Regions from separate parts of the Homo sapiens genome. Here region 1 is linked to region 2. Evidence: chromatin loops called from intact Hi-C (ENCODE). Cell type or tissue: mammary epithelial cell. All regions are shown on one strand. Links, peaks and the distances in the headings refer to the core of each region. The heading gives the core; the rest is flanking DNA. Region 1 overlaps BBS9 (Bardet-Biedl syndrome 9). Region 2 has its middle 30 kb from the start of FLJ20712.

Evidence for each region. Hi-C counts contacts between places; a loop is a spot of excess contacts. Peaks named below come from ENCODE experiments on the same cell type or tissue, not always from the same donor. Only the 100,000 strongest peaks of a DNase experiment are listed, where the experiment ranks them.
Region 1: it touches region 2 in a loop (7-fold over the local background); 10 of 110 quality-filtered maps call a loop at or near these places.

Annotation. Positions count from the first base shown.
Region 1 is chr7:33,181,936-33,189,935 of GRCh38, reverse strand. The region is part of intron 5 of BBS9 (Bardet-Biedl syndrome 9); the gene reads right to left. Among named protein-coding and RNA genes, the nearest start is that of BBS9, 56 kb to the right of the region's middle. In mammary epithelial cell, for the core only: a CTCF peak has its summit at 4,033 (motif pointing left); no DNase peak of the experiment used is centred there.
Region 2 is chr7:33,749,754-33,762,921 of GRCh38, reverse strand. No RefSeq gene overlaps it. Among named protein-coding and RNA genes, the nearest start is that of FLJ20712, 30 kb to the right of the region's middle. RefSeq lists an enhancer at 10,763-11,962. In mammary epithelial cell, for the core only: a CTCF peak has its summit at 5,152 (motif pointing left); no DNase peak of the experiment used is centred there.

The sequences.
Region 1 (8,000 bases), core at 1-8,000, 570 kb after region 2:
AGCCTGGGCAACATAGCCAGACCTTGTATCTACTTTTTTTTTTTTTTTTTTTAAGACAGAGTCTCACTCTGGAGTGCAGTGGAGTGCAGTGGCTCGATCTCGGCTCACTGCAGCCTCTGCCTCCTGGGTTCAAGCGATTCTCCTGCCTCAGCTTCCTGAGTAGCTGGGACTACAGGCACATGCCACCACGCCCAGCTAATTTTTGTATTTTTAGTAGAGGCGGGGTTTCACCATGTTGGCCAGGATGGTCTTGATCTCCTGACCTCGTGATCCGCCCCCCTCAGCCTCCCAAAGTGCTGGGATTACAGGCGTGAGCCACCACACCCAGCAACTATTTTTTTTTAATTAAAAAAACATTGAAGAAAGAACCAGATGGTGGTGTAATAGTGATAATTTCTAATAAAGTATTTCTTTTCCTTTTCTTTTTTTTCCAAAGGGTCTGACTTTTAATCTCATGAAGTATTAAATAGGCTTTTTCCCCATAAACCACATATTTATTATGAAAAGAAGGCAATAATTCAACAGGGCTATAAGGCACAAATTACACGATGAGAAACAATGTTTTAAATTATAGGCACATCATAATCAAAACAACATAATTTTAAAAATAAAAATGGGGCCAGGCACAATGGCTCATGCCTATAATCCTAGCACTCTGAGAGGCTGAGGCAGGCAGATCGCTTGAGCCCAGGAATTTGAGACCAGCCTGGGCAATATGGCAAAACCCCGTCACTACAAAAAAAAACAAATAGCCTGGCATGGTAGCGCACATCTGTAGTCCCAGCTACTCAGGAGGCTGAGGCAGGAGGACTGCTTGAACTCGGGAGGCAGAGGTTGCAGTAAGCTGAGATCGTACCACCGCACTCAGCCTGGGTGACAATGCTAGACCCTGTCTCTAAAACAAAAAAATAAAATAAAATAAAAGTAAAAATGTATTCAGGTCAAATTTTTTCAGCAAAATACTATCTATGAAAGGCATTTGGTTTATCAGATTAAGATTTCATGATGTGTTCTCAAAGACTTCTCCCCCCCTTATAAAACATGTTCCCCTCTGGCTATGGCTTTAATTGCACCTACCTTCATGCCCAAACCCCTTTACAAAGCACCTTTCCTTTGGGATTTCCATTTCTTCTCTATGAATTCCTCATTCCAGTGCAACATGACCAATGTTCCTACCCTTCTGTTAAAATTATTCTCCCTAAAATCACCAATGACTTGCAAATGACCAAATCCAACATTTTCTTTCCAATACTCCAGCTGCTTAACCTCTGAACTCTCAAGTCCTTCAGTGCCTCTTGGAATCTCTCCCTTCCCTCTCCTTCCATGACACCATGCTCTTCTGTCTCTAAATTTATATTCCTTAATCTCTGTGCTAGTTCCTCTTCTTATCCCTACCCTTAAATTTGTCATTCTCAACAAACATAGTCATAGTACTCTTGAAGAGCACTATATCCTTCTCCATTAAAGATCAGCTGGTAGCTAAAGAAAATAATTGTCCCTTACTGAGGGCTTTATGCTATAAGTTAAAAAGTCAATTTAGTAGCCTAAAAATGGCAAGGTTTTTAAAGCACTATAAAGTCTGAAAAGTAATCTTCTTGAGAGGAACAAACTATACCAGAAGGAATTTGAATGGTTCAACCTTTGGGCAACAAAGGCTAAAGACCATACTGAAGACCATAAAATTGAAACTGGGAATTACTAATCTCTGGATTAAAGAGGATAAAAATGAAGGGCTGGAATAAAAAAGGTAACAGCACACTCCCCACTCTCATTTACTCCCCTCGCCCCCGCCCCTCCCCCCACCCTACCCCACCCCCACCCGCCACACACACACACACACACACACACACACACATTCACTCAACTACAGGGAGCTGCTCTAATCCTAGGGCATCGTTTTGCACATATTCATCTCTATCATGATTTGCCTCATTATTTTATAGTTAACCCTTCATCTTTATTACTCCTAGATTGTGAGCTACTTGAGAACATAAACTGTCTTTTTTCTTTTTTCGAGACGGAGTCTCGCTCTGTCGCCCAGGCTGGAGTGCAATGATGCAATCTCGGCTCACTGCAACCTCCGCCTCCTGGGTTCAAGCGATTTCTCCTGTCTCAGCCTCCCAAGTAGCTGGGATTACAGGCACCCACCACCGTGCCCAGCTAATTTTTTTGTATTTTAAGTAGAGATGGGGTTTTACCACGTTGGCCAGGCTGGTCTCGAACTCCTGACCTCAAGTCTCCGCCCACCTCAGCCTCCCAAAGTGCTGGGATTACAGGCATGAGCCACCATGGCCAGCCCATAAACTGTCTTTTCCTTATCTGTCTATTCCAAGAAAACTAACACAGTGCCTGGGCACTCAGAATTCTTAGTAAATATGCATCGAATGGATGAGGGGATGGACAGACGGAGGGACAAAGAGAGATGATGTAAGGGAGGAACAACACACCAGACTTGCTTCAGTCCCTGAAAGTGCCCAAGCACCTACAACAAACCAACAATTCCTTCCCAGTGTCCCTGTTACACACTTGAAAGATTCCTATATAAGGTTCATCATCTTTTCACAGCCAACAAGGTAAATTTCGGGTAACTGAGGACTTTGGGTCAGTTACTACAGGGACTCTAAATCAGACTATCAGTGAAAGAAATTCTAGCTCAAATATCTTGATACTACATAGACTACAAGAAGTATCTTATTTTACTACGTTAAGTATATGCAGCTGTTGACCTTAAAACAATATTATTTTCTTCACCACTGGCTTTCTGTGAATCAATATTAATGCTGTCTTTTTCCAAATATTATTTTGAAATGGCAAGTTTGTCTTAACTAGGTAAAATACCATGTTAACAACCATTGGAAATTTTAGTAACACAAAGAAACAAAAGCAAGTGAAAATCTGGCAAAAATATCATTTTGTTCTTTTTTCAAAAACAAGTAGAGTTCAAATTACCAAAACAAATAAATTCCACCAATATTACTAACATATCTTAAATCTATTAAAATCTACCTTTTCAAAATTGATTTAGTATATGTCCAAACTGTAACTTGTTTGTCTATGCTTATGCTACTCACTAAATTTTGCAAGCATTAATTTGTCAAGAGCATAAAAAACAAAGATAAACTAATATTTTTTTAGAACCCAAAATCACATATTCCTTCAAAAAAGCAGCTTGGATTTAAATTTTAAAAAACAACGAACATTTTTAACTTCAAACACACTTCCCCTCTGCAAAAATAAATAAATAAAAGCCCAATACAACCAATTAATATTATAATTTTTGGAGGAATTTTAAATTTTTTTGGACTTTTCTTACAAACCAAAGCACCAACCAGAAAAATAAAACTGAAAAAGCAAACATACGACCCAGAAGTTAACATATTTCCCATAATCTATGAAGAATCAAAGATATGCACTTAACTTTAGCCAAACCAAACTACACTCCATTCTGATAGGAAAGTTTTTTCTGAATGGGGGAGGAGGTAAATTCACTCACAGCCCAATCAAGGAGGCAGTTTAGTGTGACTAATACCAGAAGCCTCTAGATGCAGACAGGCTGGGTAGAAATCCTCCCTCCACCACTCACAGTTACTTTTTCAACCTGTAAAAGCTCTTAGAACACTGCCTGATACAAAATAAGCATTTTGCAGACATAGGGCTATAGCACACCTCTAGATCACTGCAGCTTAGCATTACCTGGAATATTGTCAGAAATTCAGCATTTAAGGTCCAATTTCAGACTTACAAGAATCCGCATTTTAATCACGATCCCCTTATAATTCAAATGCAACTTAAAAGTTTTAAAAAAGTTAAAAGTTTGAGAAGCACAGCTAGAAAGCGCTTTTATATTATATTCTGTTATCTGTTATAATTAACTGTCTTTTAAAAACCCACCCTGTTGTGCAACTCAAAGAAGTTACATTTATTTTTAATAAAAGACAAAGCATTATTATGGGATCAACATTCCTCCATTAGTGATTTCTTGCCATACCTTATTCTAAAGCAGCAGCAACTAAGGCCAAAAGTTATAGAGGACTGCCATCTAGTGTTAGTTCATTTTGACGCACACACAAAATACTGCACACCTCTTCTCCCACTGCCTTTCCATAATTTAAATAACACATTTGCTTAAAACTGTGTTGGGCTTTAGTTTTGTTTAATTCCTTTATTGAGACATGACATGAATACCAAACAATAATTCCATAAGATGCCATATGAAATAGAGGAAAGTAGAAAACAAGGATTTTTAGGTTTCTTTTTTAAATAACATCAACTCCAGGGAAGCTTTCCAATTAAAAGAATCACCCACTCACTACTGGAAAGGTGCACACTAAATATACATTAAAGACATCAGGCTTAGAAAGTGGGCTTTCTTATGAAATGTACAAGTCTTGGAGTCTTACTTTCTTCTACCTAAGTTCTGAACTTTTTGCAATTTATACAGTATTTAAGGACTAAAGCTACTTTCATATTGGAAAAAAATATTTTACAAGTGTCTGACTTAATAACTCAACCTCTCCACTCTATCCTAAGGAAATAATCAGAAATGTAGATAAAGATTTATGTAAAAAGATGTTCATTCATAGCTTTGTCAGAAGCATCGGAACCAAAGCGACTCCACCGTGAATAGGGACTGGGTAAAATGAGGCTGAGACCTACTGGGCTGCATTCCCAGAAGGTTAGACATTCCAAGTCACAGGATAAGACAGGAGGTTGGCACAAGGTACAGTCACAAAGACCTTACTGATAAAACAGTATGTAGTAAAGAAGCCAGCCAAAACCCACCAAAACCAAGATGGCGACCAAAGTGACCTCTGGTTGTCCTCACTACTCATTATCACTAATTATAATGCATTAGCATGCTAAAAGACACTCCCACTAGTGCCATGTCAATTTACAAATGCCATGGCAACATCAGGGAATTACATTGTATGGTCTAAAGAGGGGAGGAAACCTCAGTTCTGGGGAAATTGCCCACCCTTTTCCTGGAAAACTCATAAATAATCCATCCCTTGTTTAGCATTTAATCAATAAATAATCATAAAATAGCCAATCAGCAGCCCTCAGGGCTGCTCTGCCAATGGAGTAGCCATTCTTTTATTCCTTTACTTTGTTAATAAACTTGCTGTCACTTTACTCTATGAACTTGCCCTGAATTCTTTCTTGTTTGAGATCCAAGAACCCTGTCTGGGGGTCTAGATCAGGACCCCTTTCCAGTAACATTCTCCTGGTGAACCATGAAAGAACGATACGAAGGAGACTCCTGACCCAAAGGAAACAGAATGCAGAACCCATTGGCCGACTATGGTTAAGTGGTGGATTAGAGGCCCAACTTAGAAGATTTAAAGTCTCTCCTAAGACAGAATGGGTTAAATGACCCTCTTAATAAAAAGTAAGGATTCTCGACAAATTTGGGTTCGAGACCCAACTTAGGAAGGTTAGAGTTCTTCTTAAGATTTAGGCGGTTAGAGGCCCCTCTCAGTAAAATCTCTTGGTTAAAAATGAATTTGGCATTATGGGATGTTAACCACTATTTTCTTTGGATTAATCTGCCTTGCGCTCTTTGCTGATGGCTGTGGGGGGATTAGGCATGTACAGGATCACCGGACATGGGGAGCTTCTTTTCTCCCCAAAAGGGGAAACTTGAAAGCTGATGGGACTGCTGGAAAAGATCCCTTAGCAAATTACAAGCAACCACCTGAACTTTGTTTAGTGTCACTGCAATGGTGGGTCTTTCTCTAGCTTCCCCTAAGCTCCTCGTCTTCCCACCCCACTGCAGGCAATGCTTTTCTCCCTTCCCTTGCCTTTCTTCTCTCACTCTCTCTCTCTCTCTCTCTCTCTGTGTGCAAACTGCTTATAGGTGTGGTAAAAATCACTACCTCTTGCAATATTTTAATTAATGAGAAAAAGGATTTGTGAGGCTGGTCTTAAGCTATAGCAACTCTGGGGAACTTTCTGCTATAAATGTTTTTTACTATATTCTGTCATAAAGAGGAGTACCTTAAGATTGAACATGGGCTTAGGACACATGGGCTTAGAACAAGCCTGCTGTTCAAGCTAGCCCAGCAAACTAGTCAGCTACAAACTTTGCTGCAGGTTCCTGAAGCAAACAAACAAAAAAAAACTGAATGAGGTTCCCCGCTTGTCTTGTTTTATGTCCTTGGGAGCTTGACCTTTTAAGTACGTGGCAGTACTTTCTCTTGTTCTCAGCCATCTGGAGGACAGGAATTTTGGAGTTTATGTCAGAGCTCTAAAAATTATCTCAAGCAGTTAAAAGCTTTTGCAAGCTCAAAATTGACTGCTCTAGGCTCTTTCTGGGAAGGGCAATGGAAACTGTCCAGTGCTGTAGCTTAGTAACTAAGGCTTATTGGTTTCACCTGTGAGGTTACTTTTGGTAACATTTAAAAGCCAGAAATATTGTCTGTTTGGCCTGGTTAAAGTAGGGTAATAAGAGGTTTATAAGGAATTTTTTTTAAGGAGCACTATGGTTAAAAGTCAGCTTACTTAAAAGCAGATATCCAAGTTATACGTACATTTTAAAGGCCTTTATGTTTTTTTTTCCTCTTCGTGGATTGTGTTTTTCTGGAAAAGGGGTTTTTTCTTCTCAGTCAACTGAATTTTCTCCATTTTGTCTTCTTGACATTCTTGATGCACACGAGAGGACCTAAGATAATATTTAACAGCTTGGGACACCTTGGGAAAAACAGAGGAGGTGCTGCAGACTCCATTTTGGGGGGAAAAAAAGACATCTGTTTCCCTCGTGGAACCCTAAGAATTGAAAATAGATCCCTCTCACATTTTTTACTTTTGGGGGTATTAGAAATTACTTCATATTATGCGAGAGATTTCATGCGTAATAACTAGGTAGGAAATACACTTTTGGGGACAGCTAATGGAAGTTATGGGGGGACACTCAGCTCTTTCCATGTTTGGATCAGAGAAGCATGCTCTTGGCCACCTAGAAGGTATGGAAATGTCCCCATCCCCTACTGAGAGATAAGACTCCCATGGGAAATGGGCTGCTACCCATCCCTTTTTTGGGATCCAGGATCTGGTATAAAAATGGAACCCTTAATTTTGGGGGATCTGTTTCGCCTTCCACCTATACCTGTTTATTAAGGCTAGAAACTGAATGCTTTAAAGGGAAACTTAGAAACTGGCAAATGAAAAATCTTACAACTATTGGATCTTCTTTTGTCTGTGTATTTATATGTGTTGTGTGTGTGATGTTTATATATATCTATATAAGTTCTGATTAATTGGTTTAAAAATAATAGGCACTTAAATATTATAAAAAAATTAAGACTATAATGCCTTTTAGTTCACGTGACTTAAGTAATCTTTGGGAAATAAAAACACAGCTTTAAAGATTATTAGTAAAATAAAGACACTTGGTCTAAATTAGGCAGGTCAGATATTAGGTTTGATAAATGCTTTAAGGTCATAAACTGCTTCTTTGACTCTTGAAAATTGTTCAACTTAACTGCTGTGGAGCCGTTAGATTTTAAGTAAGGCCTGGGGACATGTGGAGTTAGCCACATCCCCTAACTATACATGAGAGTCACACCTTATCTGCACTTCTGTCTGGTGCCCTAGGCTCCACACCTAGTACATAATTAAAATCATGTATTTACCAGATTTTTCACCAAAAGTAAGTTTCTAAGAGTTAACAGTGTAACATATAATTGAGACTACTAGAGAAAGAGTTTTATATGCAAGGTGTGTCAGGAAAATGAAATGTGCTTTTGAAAAAAGATTATAAGAAGGCATGGAAATGTGGATTTTTTTTTCTTTTTGCCTAGTTTAGAGGGTTAAAGGATAGTTTTTTGTTTTGTTTTGTTTTGTTTTGTTTGAGACGGAGTCTCGCTCTGTCACCCAGGCTGGAGTGCAGTGGTGCGATCTCGGCTCACTGCAAGCTCCGCCTCCTGGGTTCACGCCATTCTGCCACCTCAGCCTCCCGGGTAGCTGAGATTACAGGCACCCACCACCATGCCCAGCTAATT
Region 2 (13,168 bases), core at 2,031-10,030:
GGAGCATGTTGATTTGTTTTTCTTACTTATAAAAAGAAAAAAAGCAGTGACATTCCATTTTCATCTACTAAGAAGAAATGATAAACTTTGGTTGAGAGGAGAACAAATTGCTTCGTTCCCCTGATCAGGCACAACGTCCTAATGTCCTGTACTATCCTGCTTCTATAATTCCTTCAATTGTTTTGGGATTTACTGTGCCCCCTACAGCTCTAAGGGGAATATTCACTCCACAAGTCACTTGCCTAACGATGGAAGCAAACTTCTTACAGCATGTATTAATGCATTATTTCCCCTTGTTCTAAATTTCTCTGCACCAAGCAAAAGAAGGAAGACATGCTCTTTCAAAATTACTGGACGAAGGTTGGCTAAAGTCAAAACTGGCCTATTAAATTTCTCTGAACCAAGCAAAAGAAGGAAGACATGCTCTTTCAAAATTACTTGACGAAGGTTGGCTAAAGTGAAAACTGGCCTAGTAATTGCCCAGTAAATCACAAGTCATAAGGCATCCTCACCTCCTCTGAACCTCAAGCCTTCAAGTTCTCTCTCTCTCTCTCTCTCTCTCATTAAATGGAAAGATAACAGCTGCTAGGGTCAGATTACCTTGGGCTGAAATCCTGGCTTCTCCATTTTCAAGGTTGATGGGCTTAGGCAAGTTATTTAGCTTCTTGAAACCCCATTTTCTTCACATGAGTAAGAACATCTAACTTGCAAGACTGTTATGAGGATTAAATGAGATGAATGTAAAGTATCGAACACAATGCCTGGCACATGATCAGTCTCAATAAATACTAGTTTCCAGATTCCCCTCCTTGGCCTCTTTTGCTAGTTTGAGTACAGCATATGTCTTCATTGTACATTCATCACAAATTCCTGGACCTCTGGCACATCAGATGTTCCAAGCATTCAGAGGTAACAAATTGGAGGGAACCCCCAAGGCTGTGGGAAGCCTGGTTTCCCAGCCCCTTATGCAGACCACCTACTGCTGCCTGCAGCAACCACCCTGTGAGGAGAGCAGCTGCCAGACAAAGGGACAAGGGACAGGCCTCCATCTGTACCTCCTCCCATTTGCCTCCAGCACAGCGGGCAGCCATCATCCCCCAGGAGACGCCTGGGAGAAGTTTCAGTGTTTCAGATGACAGATCAGCCCATGCTCTCTGACCCAGATTAGACCAGACCCAGAACCAGTCCACCCCTCTATGTCACCAGCAAAGGATTTTAATTCACTCCCAGGAGACTGTAAGGAACACTTGGACCAGTGACGCATGTAATCGGTTGCGCTCTGCAGTGAGCCTTCGGAAGGCTGTAAGTTTCACATGTTGCACTAATATTTCACCAGCCTGTCAGCCTTAGCCTGTCCATAGAAGCCAGGCTGCAAATTCAGCACTCTTCGTGTCCCCAGACAGTTGGGGGAGGAGAGGCAAAAAGGAGGCAGAAGAAGACTCAGAAGAGAAGAAGAAAGAAAACACATTTGAGACCTAATTCAGTGGTTCTCAGTGTGGCCCTGGTCCAGCAGCATCAGCATCCCCCAGGAGCTTGATAGAAAAGCAAATTCACAGGCCCCACCAGGGCCCCATCAGATATTCTATGGTGAAGCCTAGCAATCTGCTTCCACAAGCCCTCCTGCAAATCCGATGCATGTTATCACTTGAGAACCACCAAGCAAGCTAAATAATGTTTAGGTAAACTAAAAGTCTAAATTTGATGAGAAAAACAATGGCCCAGGGATCATTGTGATAAAGGAGAAAATCTCTACTTTGGGATCAGGAGTCCTTAGTATCATTTCCAGCTCCAATGATTGCTAACCATGTGATCTTGAGGAAGTGACTTATCTTTTCTGAGCTTCAGTTTCCTATGTGTTAAAGGTGGTAATCAGACCTCCCCTGCAGAGTTGGGGGATGAGATACACACTCTTTCGATGATCTAACATTTATAAGCCTGTTGTTTACTACACTACACCACAGAGCTTCCCCTGTATACTATCAGGGCGGGGTTCTCAACCTGTGGCAACTGAAAATGTCTCCAGACATTTCCGCAGGCCCCCATTCTGAAGCTCCAAGCCAAGTCAATATTGGAGTATCTTTATGCCATTCACATGAGTGAGGCAGATGGGAGGCAGGGAAGAAAAGGGAGTGGTAAGAGCTTGGGGTTCTCACAGATCTGAATTCAAATCCTAGCTCTGTACATGTTGCTTTTGTGAGCTTGGCCAAATAATTTAAGCTTTCTGAGTCTCAATTTTCCTATTGGTAAAATGGGTAGACAAATAGTAGCTACTTCTTAGGGTCTCAGTGAAAAGTTACATGATATCACGTGTGTGTAACACTTAGCATAGTGCTAGAAAATTATCACCTTGATGTACTACGTGGCCATATTTGGCTGGGCTCACAACAAATTGTGCATGATGAAACTGAAGACACTGTCTCTTAACAAGAATCCCAAAAATGATACATTTCAGTACAATGAGAAACTGGTTCCACATTTCACTCTCCATCCTTCAGTCCTTTACGGCCATTATGAACTTAGGGGTTGTCCATACAGAGAGGCTCTTTCATCAAGCCATAAGAGATTAACCACAATACAGCTTTAAAGGAACACTTTGTTTAATACCCCCCAGGGTGTGTGTGTGTGTGTGTGTGTACAGAGAGAGAGAGAACAAGAGAAAGAGACTCTTCTTGAACTCAGTAACAGTTGGCGAGAATGTGTCACCTCTAGGATAGAAAGGGAGTCCCCCTTTATATTATCAGTTACTGACCACTTACAACAACGTAGCACAGTGCACTACCTGCACTACTCACTTCATCTGCACAACCACCATTGTGAACATTATATAGGTACCACTATAATCCCCGTTTTACATGTAAAGAAACACGCTTTTAGGGGTAATTACATCCATACCACCTTAGGCAGACAGACTGATCTAATTCATTTCTTAGAGAGATTTTACAACCGATCTTTGTCATCTATTTAGCTAATATTTTCCACAGTCAGAAGAATTATCTTCCTCTGCATTAAGCTCCAAGTTGCTCTGAGACCTGATTTAGGGGGGTCAGAGGAACTGGACTAAAGCCAGGGTCATGGACTGGATTTGTCATCTTCTCCAAACATCTTTACATTCAGGCCAGACACAGCTCTGGGGAAGGAAAGCCACAGAACTGTAGATGGGTTCCTACGTTCTGTACCAAGATGGGGCTCCCACCTGGATTATGCCTGGATGGCAGCTGGCAGACACCTAGCTACATTCCAGCCACATTCAGCACCATTCTGGGGGAGATGAGGGCCTCCCTTCCTTTTTAAAGACCACCAAACTTCACTGATCCACACACTTTTCACTTTGTGGGTCACAGTTGATCATAAATATAACACGTCTGAAATCTGTGAATTTACGTTGGGTTTGTATCAATCGAGCCATCTACCTCTGGACCACTTGGGTGATACATCAGATATAGTTGGACTTTGCTCTCTTCCTGAATTCGCTAGAAACAGTTTGGGGCACATGATTAGGAAGATGTTTATTCAAAGGTAGAGTTCAGGGAGGAAAATATTATTAGGTGACTGTTGGGATTGGCTCATTATGCAAAGACTGGCTTAGAATTGCTTTTATCATAAAACTTTCACTTCTTCTAAGTTTAGTCCAATAACAAAAGTCTTCCTGTGGCAGTGGAAGGAGCCAAACAATAGCATGCTTTGTCTTTGGACTCACGAATTTTATTTCTAAGGTGTTGGGTGCCATTGGTCCTTGAGCTATAGTGCTCACTAGACAATGGGAAATTATGTAGACGAATTGAAGGACATAGCCTATATAAATTCCTAATCTAGTAAAACTTCAGCTCATGCTAGAACCAAACTTGTCTCCAAGGTTTTGAGCAACATTTGGTCTTACCATCTCTTCCTCTCTCAGGCACATGTGGACTGCTGGGTTCTAGGCTAACTGGAAAGGAAACAAAAGCTAAAATCTTACAGCCAGAAAACCTGTTTATATTTAATTGATAGTCTTAAAACTTGTGTCTGGGAGGAAGTGTGGTCTAATTGTTACAACTGTGAGCGATCCCTAATTTCATGAGTCTAGTCTCTTTTACTATTACCAACAAATCATACAAGAACTTCGGTGATTTAATTTAAACCAAAATGGCCTAGTTTTCTTGGTGAATGATAAGAACCTAGAATTAAAGACGTTATTCAGGTGTAAGTGTTATTCAGGATTAAATTCTCCGAAATGGAGAATTAAATCCTGGGCAAGGAGCTTGAATTTGTGAGCAAACGACCAAGAAAGAGAACCAGTAGGTATTGCTTTTGGAGAGGCAGCCTCAGCATCCTGATATTTACAAAATTTCTACCCAGGGACCCAGGAATGAATTTGATTCTCAAAAAGAGTTTAAAGACACCCCTCCCAGAAGTCTTTAAAGGCAGTAATGAGTATTGGTGAACAATTTCCATTACTTGAAAAAAAAAACCTTGATAACATTACATAGGCATGCTATCTAAAATACTAAATGTCTTTAATTTTTAGCTGGAGAAACATAACTTACTTGATAACACATATTCTGAGCAGAAGCTCTGATAGTCTTTGATTAATGAAAACCCCCAAATGAATTTTTATTACTAATTAAGGTTTGTTTGCTACATTAAGTCATTTAAAATACGGGGACTATGAGGAAAGAATAATAATAAAAAAGGTACTTGGAGGAGATATTTGCTTGTTGGACCATTGGCTCGTTAGTTTGTTTTGAGAAGGGTTGGAGAAATGAAGGAAAGAACTAAAATGAGTGTGAAAAGAAAAATAGAGTACAAAATTTCAGTTAGATGGCAGGAATTAGTTCTACAGATCCATTGCACAATATTATGACTACAGTTAATAACAATGTATTGTATTGTATTGTATTTTTGCAAATTTGCCTAGAGAGTAGATTTTAAATGTTCTCACCACACAAAAGATAAAAAGTGTGTGAGGTAATGCATACGTTAATTAGCTCAATTTAGGCATTCCACAGAGTATGCATATTTCAAAGTAACATGTTGTATGCAATAAATAGATGCAATTTTTATTTTTCAATTAAAAAAATAAATTTTTAAAAAGTAAGCAAGTAAAACAGGAACAAAAAGAGAATAGTCAGCAAGCAATCCACGAAGCATTTATAAATTGAGTAATAGATTATAGCGCCACCTCGTGGTTGGAGGAGTTTTTGTTTTGATCATTCATTTAGGTTTCATTCCCCTATTGTTACTGCAACAAAGATAGAAAATAATTACTCTCTAAATAGGATGCTTTAAGGGCAGGATACCCTAGGTATTGCCAGGGTGCCTTCAAGTGTGTTTTACTTACAAAAATATAAGCCCCTGAAATGCTGATGGACCACAACTTGATACTTTCCAGAGTGGCAATTAGGAGGCTTTTTTCAACAGAATTTTCTTCCTAACAGGTTATGAATAATACATTGCACCAACGTATAACCATTGTGGGTATACATTGTTACCCAACACACAGGCACAATTCTGCTTGACAATAGACTATGCCTCCTAGTAACCTGAGGCGAACCCAGCATACGCTCAGCCGGCCTGCTGCCTGCTGGCCTCCCCAGCCAAACACGTGGCCAACACCATTCATCAACTGGAGAATTTCACCCAACGACAATCTTTCTCCACACGGCATTCCAGGCACTACTACTAATACAGCAACTTTGACATAAAATCCTATTTGCCTACCCAGCCTTAAGTCAGAGATGTCACATAAATTTGAGATCTCACTCTTGGGAGGCAGTGAGGCACAGGAGAAACACTGTGTGTTGACAGTCACCCTAACCTAGTTTCATCTCTCAGCTCTGTCAGTCACATAGCTATGTGTGCTTGAGCAAGTGACCTCGCCCCTCTGAGTCTTGATTTTCCTCTTTCTTTTTTTCTTTATTTTTTTTGAGATAGAGTCTCTCTCTGTCGCCCAGGCTGGAGTACAGTGGCACGATCTCAGCTCACTGCAACCTCCACCTCCCGGGTTCAAGCGATTCTTCTGCCTCAGCCTCCCAAGTAACTGGGACTACAGGTGTGCGCCACCACGCCCGGCTAATTTTTGTATTTTTAATAGAGACAGGGTTTCACCATATTGGCCAGGCTCTTCTCAAACTCCTGACCTTGTGATCCGCCCACCTCGGCCTCCCAAAGTGTAAAACAAATTACAGGCTTGAGCCACCACGCCCAGCCTCCTCTTTCTTAAATAATGATTATATCACCCAACAGGATTACTGTCAGGATTAAGTGAGATAACATTTCCAAGTCAGGCAGCATAGTGCCTTGAACTGAGTATGTGTTTAGCAAATGCTAATTCCCTCTCCTGCCAATATTAATCATAAAAGGAGTTACGCATCTTACTTTGAACTCCAAATTCTCTCTTTGGTACCCCCTATCAATCTCCCCAGTTTTGGCTGTTCAGCTCTTGTGTGAACAGCAGTCTCCCTTTATTCGTGGAGAGTACATTCCAAGACCCCCAGCGGATGCCTGAAACCTTGGATAGTACTGAACCCTATAGACACTGTTTTTGCCTATACATATATGCCTATGATAAATTTATAAATTAGGCACAGGAAAAAATTAACCATAGTGAAATTAGACACTATAATAAATACTGTAATAAAATTTATATTAATATGGTCTCTGTCTCTCTCTGTTTCTCAAAATATCTTAATGTACTGTACTTAACCTATTTTTGGACCACAGTTGAGGTAACAGAAACTTGGGAAAGCTAAACTGTGGATAATGAGGGCCAACTATAATTAATTCCGAAAATAAGTAAAGCTCGAGAAGAGGAATAGATTAACTCTATTGTGAATTTTAGAGCAAGTTAAAGAACAAAATACAGACTGAGAATTGCCAAACACTTGGTCTGAGCAGTCAATTCTCATCCGTGTATAAGCTTTGACCCTATACAACCAACAAGTGTTAACAATCCCATTGTGCTCAAAGTGGCCACCAATCAGACAGTTAAACCTATGAAACCATGAACATAAGCCACCAACGCAAAGTGAAAAAACTCAGTTAGGAGGCACAACTGAGCAAATTCACCATTCCCCAGGCCATTTCTGCCCAAAACTCTGGTTCCACGTTCTACGACAATGGAATCATTTGCCCAGCAACCCGGCTTTACCATGCAATCTTCCTCTGCTTCCTTCCTTTGGAATAAATAGAACTTGTCCCATGCTCTCTGTGGCTGATCCCCAGTGCAGACGCCAGCTTTCACTGATTTCATGAGTACAGAAGGGAAAGCCAAAAAATCAACAAAGAGAGAAAGCTACTACCTTGATCTATTTCTAAACAGCAACTCTGCTGTTTTTCATGGGCAGACGGGAGCTGTGAATGTAATTGTGACCAATGCTGAGATTAAACCCATGAATGATTTGGCTTGAGCTTTTAAGAGTGATCAAAATTGTGGAGCATAGCCTTGTTTACGGGTTTATAGATCTGCCTGGGGCATCCGACGCCCTTGACTATGATTTATTATTACAGGACAGAGATTATCTCAGACTGGGCTGGAAATGGATCTTGGCTGAGTTATTTAACTCACCGGATGCAATGTGTGAGAGTTGATGGCCTTGTTTCTCAATTTGTCAGTTGTAAAGGGAGTCCCCAAGGCTCAATTTCAGACCCAGTATTGTTTACATAGCCCGGCAATAATACATCACATGTGGCAAAATATTACAAATTCATTTTTATGCTGATGATATGGCTCAGGCATAATGGCAGCTAATGTGCTGCTCTTTTTATTTGAAATTGCAGCTACGTCTCTAAAGGCACAAAGGGGCTTTTGTGTTTTGAACCATAAAGAAGAGAATGTATATGACAGTTTTTAGAAGGACTAATGAATGGTTTGATCAGGCTCGGCTGCCATCTGTAAAAGAGTCCCATTATAGCAGTTACGGTCATTATAATATCATACTATCTGAAGGTATCTGTCAGGATTTTTTCATACTATTATTATTATTATTATTGTTTGGGAAGCAATGGAAAACGGCTTTCCATTTTGCTATTTGTATTTAGATGATGGGAAAGGAATAATTTGAACAATGATTCCCATCTGGAACTTTATTCAAATGGCCTGCACCAGTCATATGGAGATGACACTTTGGCACATACGCGAAGTACCAAAGGGTACACTGTGTTTAAAATTTGGAGAAAATTCTCCATATAAATAAATTCACTATGAATCACAACAAATTGCCTACCCACTGCTTCTGAAACATCTTTAGCCGGAAAAACACCAGCACATTTTAAGAATACAGAAATGCTCCCAATGAGGCAGAACTGCATTTCATTTTTGGACTTAGAAAGTAAGAATGAAAATCATGGGCATCCATATCAAGAAAGAACAGTGCCTTTTAAATAAGATTTCATGCTCTAGGACACTAACAAATCAAAAAAATAAACAGATAAAACAGCAAATTCCTCAGGAATTTGGTGTGTTTTAAAAGAACATTTACAAAAAGGGAAAGAAAAAAAGACAGAGTCACTTCATATTTTTTTCAGATATTTTCTAGCCCTACAAAGCCCTGCCTTTTCCCACACGGAAAGACAGCCAGTGGCTGCGTGGCCACGGGTAATTTGGATTTAATTGTGTTTGCTTAAGCCATACATTCCACTCCCAAACCATAAAAACGAATCCTAGAAATCACAATAATTTGAAAACTCTGGAGTCTGTGTCCTGTTTGCTTTTTCAAAAGAAGATTCTCAGGAAAGCTTTATTGCAACCTGTATGTTTACCTTTGGGATCTTCCTAAAACACAGTACCTCCTTTAGAAGGATGCATGGAAGATCAAAAGACGCAACTGCAGTGCCTCCAAGTAGCACTGTCAGCCCATTGCTAGAGGAGGATCTCAGAGAAAGAGGGCTGGGTTTCCAGGGCCTTTACTCTCATATGTAGCCATTTACTTCTTTGACAAATATTTACTGAGTGCCTACTATGTGCTGAGGAGAAAAGGCATCCTGGCGAGAGCACAGGCTTAGAATCTGATAGGCCTGGGCTCAATGATTGGCTTTGCAGTTTTCTAAATGGGCAGCCTTGGGCAGATTAGTTAACCCCTGTATGCCAGGCACATAGTGGAAAGTCAGTGGAGATTTGTCAAGGAAATAAATAAATAAGTTTTTGTTTCTTCATCTATAAAATGTGGCTATCAGAGCCTGCTTTGTGGGGTTATTGAAGATGTGATGAGAAAATGGATAGATCGTGCTTTATTGCTGTTGCTGTTTTTCCATTAGTATACAGTGGTCCCCGATCTTTGGTACTGTGGAGAAGGCAGACAAGCAAATCAACAATTATTCTGCAATGTGGCTGAAAAATAAACTAAACTAGGGGTGGGAAAGCACAGTGGTGAGACTCAGAAAAGGCTTCCCAGGGAAATGATTCTCGAGCTAAGGTTTATCAGGTAGGTAAAACCCAGCCAGGCAAAAGAAGGGAGGAATGGCATTCCAAGCAAACGGATTGGAACCCAGTGGGCAAAGAGGCAGGAGGGAGGTCTGTGTCCTGACAGGTGGCTTGATGTGGCTCAACTCCCAGGCACACGGGGGCAGATAATAGGCTAAAGAGATAGGCTTTATTCAGTCATTTTTCTGGGTCTCAACCTTACATTCTTAATCCAAACCAAACACCAGTGATGGAGGCACGGGTAAGAAAGAAACTTGGTCAGGCACAGTGGCTTACACCTGGAATCCCAGCACTTTGGGAGGCCAAGGCAGGTAGATCACTGGAGATTAGGAGTTCGAGACCAGCCTGGCCAACACGGTGAAACCCCATCTCTACTAAAAAAAAAAAAAAAAAACAAAAATTAGCTGGGCGTGGTGGCACATGCCTGTAATCCCAGCTACTAGGGAGGCTGAGGCAGGAGCATTGCTTGAACCCGGCAGGTGGAGGTTGCAGTTAGCCGAGATTGAGCCACTGGACTCTAGCCTGGGCAACAGAGCAAGACTTTAACTAGAAAAAAAAAAAAAGAAAGAAGAAAGAAGAAAAGAAAGAAAGAAAGAAAGAAAGAAAGAAAGAAAGAAAGAAAGAAAGAAAGAAAGAAAGAAAGAGAAAGAAAGAAAGGAAGGAAGGAAGGAAGGAAGGAAGGAAGGAAGGAAGGAAGGAAGGAAAAGAAAAGAAAGAAAGAAAAGAAAGAAAGAGGGAAGGAGGAAGGGAGGGAGGGAAGGAAGGAAGGAAGGAAGACTTGCAAGCAGGAAAGCGTCTATTGCCACCATGGCTGTAGGGCAGTGGGGTGGTTCCAGGATTCAGCCTTCACAGAAGCCACCAGAAAATCTACAGGAGTCAGCAGGAAACCTGTTATTTTCCTGAAGCACCCAACTCTAAATGACACTTGAAATCTTAGAGTTTTAATATCTTTATCCTAGTATTTTTAGTCCTGAATTCCTGAACTTAATTGCTAATCCCATCTACAGTCACGCATTGCTTAATGATGGGGATATATTTGGAGATATGTGTCCTTAGGTGATTTCGTTGTTGTGACCATCACAGAGTGCATTACACAACCTAGATGGTAGGGCCTCCTACACACCGAGGCTATGTGGTATGGCCTAGTGCTCCTAGACTACAGACCTGTACAGCATGGTCCTGTACTGAATACCGTAGGCAACTGTAACACAGCAGTATTTGTGTATAAGATATCTAAACACAGAAAAGATAGAGTAAAAATACTGTATTATAATCTTATGGGCCCACCATCATCTATGTGGTCCTGTGGTTTAATAAAACATCGTAATATGGCGTGTAACTGTAGATTTACATTTTCAGCTTTTCATCTATGAGCATTTTATCTTAATATTTTACCTCCTCTATGCTTATGCTTTTAAACTTTTATCTTATTAACTTCAAGCCTCTTATCTTTTATTTTAAATATCATTCATTTTATCACATGTACCTTATCTTACAAACATTTTAAATTTTATTTTCAACTAATACTTTGTTTTTCTTACATTTTTTTTCTGGCAGTGTTTTAATTTTATTCACCTTGTAACTTTCTAGCTTCTTTTTCTTTTAAAAGAATTTCTTCTTTCTTTTCTCTTTCATTTTCCTTTTCCTCCTCCTCCTTTTCTTTGCCTTCCTTTTCTTCTATTTGACCATATTTGGGTTTGTTTTTTTAGTGTCCAGAGAAGACAAAAGCTGATAGAGAAGGGAACATGGTGAGAAGCTACCCCACAGACAGAGGCAGCTGGATCAATGTCCTTCTTCCCCTTGGGTAACTCTGTGGACCCTCCTGCCCCAATTGTCCTTGCAGCTTCCCCTAAAATGCAGCCTGAACACCCTCCCTCTGCCTGCTATCCCGCCCAGCTCCACCAATGATTTACCCAGCCCTTTAAAGAATGGATTGAGAAAGAGAGAGAGAGAGAGGAAACTTACCTGCAGAGAATAACATGTTAACCCCTTCCCTGGCTGCAGTTCTGTGACATAGTACACAAAAGATATTGCAATTGTTTTTCTTTCTGACATCATATCTACCAGGCCTTACAGGAATTTTTTGCATGTTTAGAATCCATGTGTGTGTGTGTGTGTGTGTGTGTGTGCATGTGTGTGTTATCAGAGACTGTTGTGCCCCTACTAGGAGGTTTTAAACATTGTCAGAACCTATACGTGTTCTCCCAGAACATCAGATATCAAAGAGCAAGGGGGGCCCGTGCATTTCGAAGATACGTGCCCAGGTCTCCCCTAGTAGTTCTCAGGGAGAGAAGTAGGTAAGGCTGAGCTTCTCCACTTTTTTATTGTCTTCCAGAAAAGAACAGAATGTTATTCTGAGGAGAATGGAATTTCTGAAGATCATTTAATCATCTCTCAGGGTCTAGGCTGCTTTGTACACATAAGAGTAATTTAGGGAACTGTTAATAATGCAGATTTCACCTACTCAACATCAGCCTTGGCAAAGAACTTATGGCTAAGTCCCCAAAAGCAATTGTAAGAAAAACAAAAAAACAACAGTGGGACCTAATTATACTAAAGGGCTCTGCACAACAAAAGAAAATAGCAACAAAGTAAACAGACAACCTGCACAATGAGAGAAAATATTTGCAGACTATGCATCCAATAAAGGACTACTATCCAGAATGTGTAAGGAACTTCAATCAGCAAGCAAAAAACAAATGACCTCATTAAAAGACAGGCAAGGCTGGGAGCGGTAGCTCACACCTGTAATCCCAACATTTTGGGAGGCCAAGGTGGGCAGATCACTTGAGGTCAGGAGTTCGAGACCAGCCTGGTCAACATCCAGTGAAACTCCATCTCTACTAAAAATACAAAAAGTAGCCAGGCATGGTTGTGCACACCTGTAATCCCAGCTACATGGGAGGCGGAGCAATAGAATCGCTTGAACCTGGGAGGCAGAGGTTGCAGTTAGCTGAGATCACACCTCTGCACTCCAGCCTGAGCTACAGAGCAAGACTCCGTCTCAGAAAAAAAAAAAAAAAAAAAAAAAAAAGATGGGCAAAGGACATGAACAGCTGCTTCTCAAAAGAAGATATACAAGTGGCCAAGAAACATATTTTTAAAAATGCTCATTGTCACTAGTCATAACAGAAATGCAAATCAAAACCACAATGAGATTCTATCTCACCCCAGTCAGCATGGCTATTATTAAAAAGTCAAAAAATAGCAGAGGCTGGGGAGGTTGCAAAGAAAAGGGAACACTTAAACACTGCTGGTGGGAATGTAAGTTAGGCCAGCTACTGTGGAAGGTAGTTTGTAGTTTTCTCAAAGAGCTTAAAACAGAACTACCATTTGACCCATCAATCCCATTACTGGGTATAAACCCAAAAGAAAATAAACTTTTCTACCAAAAGGACACACACACTCATATGTTCATCACAGCACTATTCACAATAGTGAAGTCATGGAATCCATCTAGGTGCCCATCAAAGATGGATTAGATAAAGGAAATATAGTACATATACACCATGGAATACTACACAACCATAAACAAGAATGAAATCAGGTCCTTTGCAGCAACATGAATGCAGCTGGAGATTATGATCCTAAGCAAATGAATACAGGAACAGAAAACCAAATACCACATGTTTTCACTTATAAGTGGGAACTAAGCATTGAGGACACATGAACATAAAGATGGGAACAATAGAAAGTCGAGACTACTAGAAGCGGGAGGGAGGAAGGGGAATGTGGGCTGGAAAACTTCCTATTAGGTACAATGCTCACTAC